2 separate regions of the Homo sapiens genome follow, and region 1 is linked to region 2. The links are chromatin loops, found by intact Hi-C in ENCODE. Cell type or tissue: breast epithelium. All regions are shown on one strand. Each heading gives the region's core, and the rest is flanking DNA. Links, peaks and the distances in the headings are about the cores only. Region 1 has its middle 28 kb from the start of TOMM7. Region 2 has its middle 150 kb from the start of CDCA7L.

The links. A loop is a pair of places that touch in the nucleus more often than their neighbours do. Peaks named below come from ENCODE experiments on the same cell type or tissue, not always from the same donor. Only the 100,000 strongest peaks of a DNase experiment are listed, where the experiment ranks them.
Region 1: a loop joins it to region 2, with 7 times the contacts of the local background. A loop is called at or near these places in 1 of 110 quality-filtered maps.

What each region holds. Positions count from the first base shown.
Region 1 is chr7:22,792,356-22,796,747 of GRCh38, forward strand. No RefSeq gene overlaps it. Among named protein-coding and RNA genes, the nearest start is that of TOMM7, 28 kb to the right of the region's middle. In breast epithelium, for the core only: no CTCF peak of the experiment used is centred there; no DNase peak of the experiment used is centred there.
Region 2 is chr7:22,092,949-22,097,340 of GRCh38, forward strand. No RefSeq gene overlaps it. Among named protein-coding and RNA genes, the nearest start is that of CDCA7L, 150 kb to the left of the region's middle. In breast epithelium, for the core only: no CTCF peak of the experiment used is centred there; no DNase peak of the experiment used is centred there; H3K27ac peaks cover 302 bases.

The DNA.
Region 1 (4,392 bases), core at 251-4,250, 700 kb after region 2:
ATATGTTAAAGAAAAGAGGGGTAAAGATTGACAATGAGAATGAAAAGATGAAGTATAAAATCAGAGAATTAGAATCTTTTTTAAAGAGAATTAAGTAGACATTCAATATTTGTAAAATACAATATCAGAAATTAAGAATTTATCAGCTGGATTCACAGTGCAAAAGAAAACAAGATTAATTAATTTGAAGACAGGTCAGAGGAATATATCCAAACTGAAACACAGAGAGAAAAAATAACAGTCACCTTAAATATATTATTTGGGAGATACTCCCCTCATTCACTCCTCTTTTTATTCTCCTTTCTCCCAGGCAACTTATTTTTTCTAATAAGAAAAAGCAGGTGAGAGTGGGATGTAAAATAATACGTGGCTATGGCCGGGCACAGTGGCTCATGCCTGTAATCCCAGCACTTTGGGAGGCCAAGGCAGGCGGATCACCTGAGGTCAGGAGTTTGAGACCAGCCTGACCAACATGGAGAAACCCCGTCTCTACTAAAAATACAAAAAAATTAGCTGGGCGTGGTGGCACATGCCTGTAATCCCAGCTACTTGGGAGGCTGAGGCAGGAGAATTGCTTGAACTTGGGAGGCGGAGGTTGTGGTGAGCCAGGATCATGCCATTGCACCCCAGCCTGGGCAACAAGACCGAAACTCTGTCTCAAAAAAAAAAAACAAACAAAAAAAAACAACTTGGTTGGGCACAGTGGCTCACGCCTGTAATCCTAACACTTTGGAAGGCCGAGGTGGGAGGACGCCTTGAGCCCAGGAATTCAAGACCAGCCTGGGCAACACAGGAAAACTCCATCCCTACAAAAAACACAAAAATTTACAAAAAAACACAAAAATTTAGCTGTGTGAAGTGGCATGTGCCTGTAATCCTAGTTACTCAGGAGGCTGAAATGAGAGGATCCCTTGAGCCTGGGCATTCTAGCCTGGGCAATAGAGCAAGACTCTGTCTCAAAAATAAAATAAAATAAAAATTTAAAACAAAATATACCAAGAGAAGCTTGGAAAAAAAATTTGCTCTAATCAAAGTCAAACGACAAACTGGAAAAATACCTACCAATCATATCACAGATATAATTTCTGTAAAATACAAAAGGATCTACAGGCTGGGTGTGGTGGCTCACACCTGTAATCCTAGAACTTTGGGAGGCTGAGGTGGGAGGATTGCTTGAGTCCAGCAGTTCAAGATCAGCCTCGGCAACATGGCAAGATCCCTTCTCTATCATTTAAAAAGTAAATAAATAAAAGGACCCATAAATCAATATGAAAAAGGCCAACATGCCAACAGAAAATGCGCTAAAGGAAACACAATGGTTCTTAAATATATGAAAAGATTCTCCATCTCACTCAAAGCAAAATAGTAACTAAATCTATAAAACACCATGTTTCATCAGTTTGGAAAGACCATTAAGTTTGATAACACATGACTCAGCAAAGGTATGGACAAAAGGGGCTCTCACTAGAGTTTTCAGAGATCTACTCTCCCAAACATACATCACTCTGCCATTCCTAGAGTCTGGCCTTTCTCCTCCTGATCCAAGATAGCTATCATCCAGTCATTTCACATCCATTTCAAGAAACATACTTCCCTTTCAGGAAGACTTACCCAAAGTACCACACAACACTTCTGCTTACATCTCAATTATCAAATATTAGTCATAGAGCTATATCTAACAGCAAGCCTGGGAATCTTGTAGCTTGGTTGCCACATAGCCAGCTAAAAGTGACACTTTGCAAGAGAGCGACAGAAATGGATTTTTGTTAGGCAATTAACATTCTCTGCCATGCCTACTTCTTTGATTGCCAAATATTGATACACGCTTTCTCATATACAGAACACAATGAATCTCTCCCAGGGATACAGTTCTCAAATTTCATCCAGATACTGCATCCAGGTCAAAGTTCAGGAACTCTGGGAAATATGTACCTTCCATCTGGTACAGACAGCATCTCATGGTCCAGCAATCAAAAAACTTAAAAATGAGTTAACTGCCCCCAACTTACCCAACATACAAAGGTGGAGTAGGAGCAAGATTAAAACATTGAGGCCAGGCGCAGTGGCTCACGCCTGTAATTCCAGCATTTTGGGAGGCTGAGGCAGGCGGATCACCTGAGGTCAGGAGTTCGAGACTAGCCTGACCAACATGGAGAAACCCCATCTCTACTGAAAATACAAAATGAGCCAGGTGCGGTGGTGCATGCCTGTAATCCCAGCTACTTAGGAGGCTGAGGCAAGAGAATCACTTGAACCCAGGAGGCAGAGGCTGCAGTGAGCCGAGATCGCGCCACTGCACTCCAGCCTGGGCAACAAGAGCGAAACTCCGTCTCAGGAAAAAAAAAAAAAAAAAAAAAAAGATTAAAACATTGAAACTGCCCACCAGGAAAGGGGAGAAAGGAAAGCCTGCTATAGTCACTGGTCTACAGCAATATTAAATCTTATGGGGCAGGAAGAGTGACTTCCTTCCCAGGCAGTACCTGGGACCTTCAGTTGTGCTCTCTGGGAAACTCCTTTGGAGGCTTCTAGTTTTGCCCTCTGAGGTTGTTTCTTGTCCACTATCTTCTGTGGCCTCATCTTAAATAGGCATTAGGGAGCATCAGCGAGCTGCAGACCTTCCATAGCTCACTCTTTATTAGTGGTTGTATTAGTCGGTTTTCACACAGCTGATAAAGACAAACCCGAGACTGGGCAATTTACAAAAGAGGTTTAATTAGACTTACAGTGCCATGTGGCTGGGGAGGCCTCATAATCATGGTGGAAGGCAAGGAGGAGCAAGTCATGTCTTACATGAATGGCAGAAGGCAGAAAGAGAGCTTGTATAGGGAAACTCCCATTTTTAAAACCATCAGATCTCATGAGACTCATTCACTATTATGAGAACGATGCATGATAGACCTGACCCCATAATTCAATCATCTCTCACCGGGTTCCTCCCACAACACATGGCAATTGTGGGAGTTACAATTCAAGATGAGATTTGGGTGGGGACACAGGCAAACCATGTCATTCCACCCCTGGCCCATCACAAATCTCATGTCCTCACATTTGAAAACCAATCACACCTTCCCAATAGTCCCCCAAAGTCTTAACTCATTTCAGCATTAACTCAAAAGTCCACAGTCCAAAGTCTCATCTGAGACAAGGCAAGTCCCTTTCGCCTATGAGCCTATAAAATCAAAAGCAAGGTAGTTACTTCCTAGATATTTAGAGGTACAGGCACTGGGTAAATGTACCCATTCCAAGTGGGAGACATTGGTCAAAACAAAGGGGCTACAGGCCCCACACAAGTCCGAAATCCAGCAGGGCAGTCAAATCTTAAAGGTCCAAAATGATCTCCTTTGACTCCATGTCTCACATCCGGGTCACGCTGATGCAAGAGGTAGGTTCCCATGGTCTCGGGTAGCTCTGCCTCTGTGGCTTTGCAGGATACAGCCTCCCTCCCAGCTGCTTTCATGGACTGGCATTGAGCATCTGTGGCTTTTCCAGGCATGTGGTACAAGCTGCCAGTGGATCTATCATTCTGGGGTCTGGAGGATGGTGGCCTTCTTCTCACAGCCCGACTAGGTGGTGCCCCAGTAGGGACTCTGTGTGGGGGATCCCACCCCACATTTCCCTTCTGCACTGCCCTAGCAGAGGCTGTCCATATGAGGAACCCATCCCTACAACAAACTTCTGCCTGGGCATCCAGGCATTCCCGTAGATCTTCTGAAATCTAGGCAGAGGTTCTTAAACCTCAATTCTTTTTTTGTTTGTTTGGTTTGTGTTTTTTGTTTTGTTTTTTTGAGATGGAGTCTTTGCTCTGTCGCCCAGGCTGGAGTGCAGTGGCACGATCTCGGCTCCCTGCAAGCTCCGCCTCCCAGGTTCACGCCATTCTCCTGTCTCAGCTTCCCAAGTAGCTGGGACTACAGGCACCTGCCACCACGCTTGGCTAATTTTTTTGTATTTTTTAGTAGAGACAGGGTTTCACCGTGTTAGCCAGGATGGTCTTGATCTCCTGACCTTGTGATCCTCCTGCCTCAGCCTCCCAAAGTGCTGGGATTACAGGCGTGAGCCACCATGCCCAGCCTTAAACCTCAATTCTTAACTTACGTGCACTCACAGGCACAACATCACATGAAAGCTGCCAACGCTTGAGGCTTCCACCCTCTGAAACCATGGCCTGAGCTCTATGTTGGCCCCTTTCAGCCATGGCTGGAGCAGATGGGACACAGGGCACCAAGTCCCTAGGCTCCACACAACACGGGACGCTGGGCCCAGCCCACGAAACCACTTTTTTCTCCTAGGCCTCCAGGCCTGTGATGGGAGGGGCTACAGAAAGTTCTCTGACATGCCCTGGAGATATTTTCCCCATTGTCTTGGTGATTAATATTTGGTTCCTCATTACTTATG
Region 2 (4,392 bases), core at 35-4,034:
TATATCACAGTGTGTAGGTCTGATGTTTAGTGGGCTCAGCTGATTTCTCTGCCTGAGTGTCTCAAGGCTGCAACTCCGCTGGAAACAGGGTTTCATTCCTTTCTGGAAGCTCTGGGGGAGAGTCTACCTGCAAGAGCATGCAGTTTGTTGGCAGAACTGAGTTCCATTTGGCTGTATGAGGTTGTATGTTCCATAAGGTCCCCCTTTCTTGCTGATAGAGGCTGCAGATTGTTCTCATTCTAGAGGCTGTCCACATTCCTTGGCTCAGCTGCCCACATTCCTTGGCTCATGGCTCTCTTCTTCCATCTTCAAAGCCAGCAACAATGGTCGACTTTGAATTTCCTCTGGATTTCCCTTCCCTACCACATCTCTAACTCTCTTCTCACTCTTCCACTTTTAAGGGCCCATGTGATTGCATTGCATCCACCTGGATAGTCCTGGATGCTCTCCCTGTCCTAAGTTCTATTACCTTAAATTTTATCTGCAAAATCTCCTTTGCCATGTGACAAAACATATTCATGGGTTCCAGGAATTAGGGTAATTATTTGGCCCATTATACTGACTATCAACAAAATCCAGGCAGGAGCTAGAGAAACACTGTTAAAAATTTTTAAGTAGTTTCAACTGTGACCTACAAAAATGACTGCTTTCATGCCAGCAAAACTGGCTACATAATTTTCAGGGTCCAGTGAATTTAAAATTATATTATTAAAATAAATACTATAAATATATATTTTCATATATGTGTCTGTGTGTGTTGTGTTTTAAAATTTTGTGTTTTTAATGTTGCAGGTCCTCGGGCTTGGGGGATAGTGGAGAAGTGAGCGAGGACTCTCACAGGCCCCTAGGAGAATTGGTGTATATGTCCCCTGGCTGCTGGGTTCCTCTGCTTTCTTGTCAGTTACTGGACCAACGCAGCATGTTATAGCTTGGGACAGAGAAGTGGAGTCAGGCATCTCCCCTTCCCAGGGGCCAGCTGCCCTAAGCCATTGTGGATGGGTAACTCCCAAGGGTATTGCAGCTTCCATGTTGGGATGCCCTAGATAACTGGATAGAGGGTGAATAAAAGGCTCATTCCTGCCAAGTCCCTTCCAGCTGTGCTGTGGTGCTGGAAGCCCCGAGTGGGGGTGCACCCATGCCCTGGCCCCCAATGCCGTGAAGCACATGTGTCCAGCCCAACCCCCTGCCTTGTCCAGGTCCAGGCACTGCCGGGCATGGCGGGAAGCAGTATTCACAAGGTAGGAGGGTAAGGAAGAGAAAGCCACGTGGGGCTGGGGGAGCCAGGACATGGGACACAGGAAGCTGAGAGCTCATCCAGGGGAGAGAGGGAAGGCAGTGGCAGGAGGGACTGCACTCGAGCTGAGCCTTCAAGCCCTCAGCACATACTCCATGGTCCCATAGATGTCAGTTACGAAACACAAATTCAAAGCTAAAATTATTAAAAGTTTCGATACGGAAGTCACAAAGCATTATACCCCATACACAGGTCATTCTGAGCACAGGGCCCCATGTGACCGCACTGGTCATACAGCCCCAAAGCCACCCTGCATGCCAGGATGAAGTCTCATCAGCACATGTAACTCTGTGGTTGCTCACAGCTGTACTTCATCTGCTTAAGATCCTGCCCGGGAACTAAGCTCTGGAAAGGATGAGGTTTGAGCAGCCAGTGTTACTCCATCAACTCTGCTTCCCTTCAAATCAGCAATGTCCCTAGGGCCACTTCACGCTTAACGAGCCATGGTGGCCCTTGTGCTTTCACACCAGATGCATGCCTTGGCCTAGAGTGCAGAACCACTGACTGGCCAGCAGGAGACAAAGCCCCTTCCCTACAGTGCACCTGTGGTGTTCCATTTCCACAAGGCAGGGATGTTCATGAGTATTAGTCCATTTTCACACTGCTCTAAAGAACTACCTGAGACTGGGTAATTTATGAAGAAGAGAGGTTTAATTAATTTACAGTGTCACAGGCTTAACAGGAAGCATGACTAGGGAGCCTCAAGAAACACACAATCATAGCACAAGGTGAAGGTGAGCAAGAATGTCTTACCATGGCAGAGCAGGAGAGAGAGAGATGGTGATCGAAGAGGGAAGTGCAACACTTTTAAAACAACCAGATCTCGTGAGAACTCACTCACTGTCATGAGAACAGCAAGGGGGACGTCTGCCCCCGTGATTCAATCACCTCCCACCAGGCCCCTCCCCCGACACGTGGGGATTACAGTGCTGGATAAGATCTGGGTGGGGACACAGAGCCAAACCATATCACCATGCAAAGCACATACACTCAGCTCTTTTTAGGAGGAAACTCGGTATGCATGAAATTGAATTTCATCCATGAAAGCAATTCAATTGAATCTCACAGTCCTCATAAGGTATTTATTTAAGGCAAGTCAAAGCTATTCAGTAGGGCATACAACAAATCAGGTTACTTCCTTGCTAAGAAGAGTTACCTCAACACCGCTGACACACTCCCATGCCAATAAGAACATGAGATGATTCAGTAAAAATTCAGCAATGCCTTGGTCTCGCTAAGTGTTCCTGTCAACCACCAGAATGTAGGCACCATAGTTCTTGTAGCAGGTTGGAAGCAGCAGAGGGTTCAATTAAAAAAGGGAATCATCCATGACTGATGACTAATAATGTGGCAGTAATTGTAACATTTAAAAAATTGCCATCTATAATCAAAAATGCCTTCTAGGAGAGTGGATCCTGGGAGAATGAAAGGCTTTTTGCTTCTGCCAAATTCTTAAATGGACTTGGATATGCAGAGTTTGACCTGGAGCTAAACTTTGGTGGAAGGGACAGAAGAAACTGAAATTGGAAGAATTTGGTTTTGCTCCCAAGAGGGGAGACAGCAGAGGCATTGGGTGAAAAGCTGGAGCCTGCATTATAGACAAATGCCAAGAGTTTGTTTTTTTTTTTTTTTTTTTTGAAACAGGGATGTCCTGAATGCAATATTAAGTTGTGTCTGTTGCTGTAGTAACAGGATGATACAGAAATACTGATTGAGATTCATTCTTGACCCCAGGGGTTACAAAATGGTACGGGGGATAACAATAGGTACAGGGCACTATAGAGAACAAAGTACCCAGATTCTCCAGGCTCATTAAGGCTACCGGCATTGATATGGAATCTGTGTTGACAATGAGCTAGCCTAGCAGGGTGACCAACTCTTGCCATGAGCGGTCGCATCAAGATAGGCCCGTGGGCAGTAAAGGATTAACCTTGTCCAAGGGAAAGGTGTGTCCCTTGCTAAACTCCTGGGAGTTAACCTCTGTGTCTTAGAAATATTCTACCTGATAAGAATGTCTTCGTTTATCTGGGAGTCTTGGGCCAGGTAGTATCAGCTTAACCTCTAAAGGCTGGACACTGAAGTCAGCCACGTGGGCTGTCAGCCATGCCTACATGACTGGCCCCCAATAAAAACCTTGGATGCCATGGCTTGGGTGAGCTGCCCTGGTTAGTAATGCTCTGTGAACGTTGCCGCATGTCATTCCTGGAAGAAGGAAGTGCTGCTCCCTGGCTCCACTGGGAGAGGACAACCAGAAGCTCACGCCTGGTCTCTCATGGACTCTGCTCTGTACACCTCTTCCTATTATAGGAATTATTAAGAGATTATTTTAGGCAGATAGTGAGGAAAAGGGGTCCTTAGGAAGTTTTTGTTTCTTTTAAAGCAGCTCCAGAAACATTTCTTGTCTAGCAGAAAAGCCCTGGTTCTTAGAGCCGGGCAGGCAACCTTTGATATGCAAATGCTGGCCATTAGAAACTGGGTCCACCCAAACATGGCGATTCCTACCGTGATCCTCTTGCCCTTGCCCTGACATATGCCTGGCAACATGGCCGCCCCCACATATCTCCACGTATGTAGAACATCGTGGCGCCCTGTATTTGCACATTAAAAGGCTAGGGTGGGAGGGCTAGTTTTTTCGTGGGCTACGTAGATGACGTGCCTGGTCACACCAATCCCCTAAGCCCTATGGAAATCAGGCACCGCCTCCTCCAGCCTCCTCATATAAGCAACCACTTTTCTGCCACACGGGGTTTTCTCTTTGTTTGGATCCCCCGTCTCTGTCTCTGTACAGGGGAGCTGTTTTCTTCTTCCTTCCTTCTTTCTTGCCTATTAAACTCTCCACGCCTTAAAACCACTGCGTCCGTGTTGTTTTATCCAATTTGACTTGAGAGGAAGAACCCTGGTGTTCCTCCACTCATCAGAGCCGTATCATTTCCTCTGCTGATTTTAGTCTGTGTTCCTCCATTGTAACAAATTGTAACTGCAAGTATAGCAACTCTTCTGAGTTCTGTGAATCCTTCGAGAGAATCAACGGAAGTTGACGGTGGTCTTGGGGACCCCCTGAACTGCAGCCTGTCTCTTCTTCCCACCAGATGAGCTCC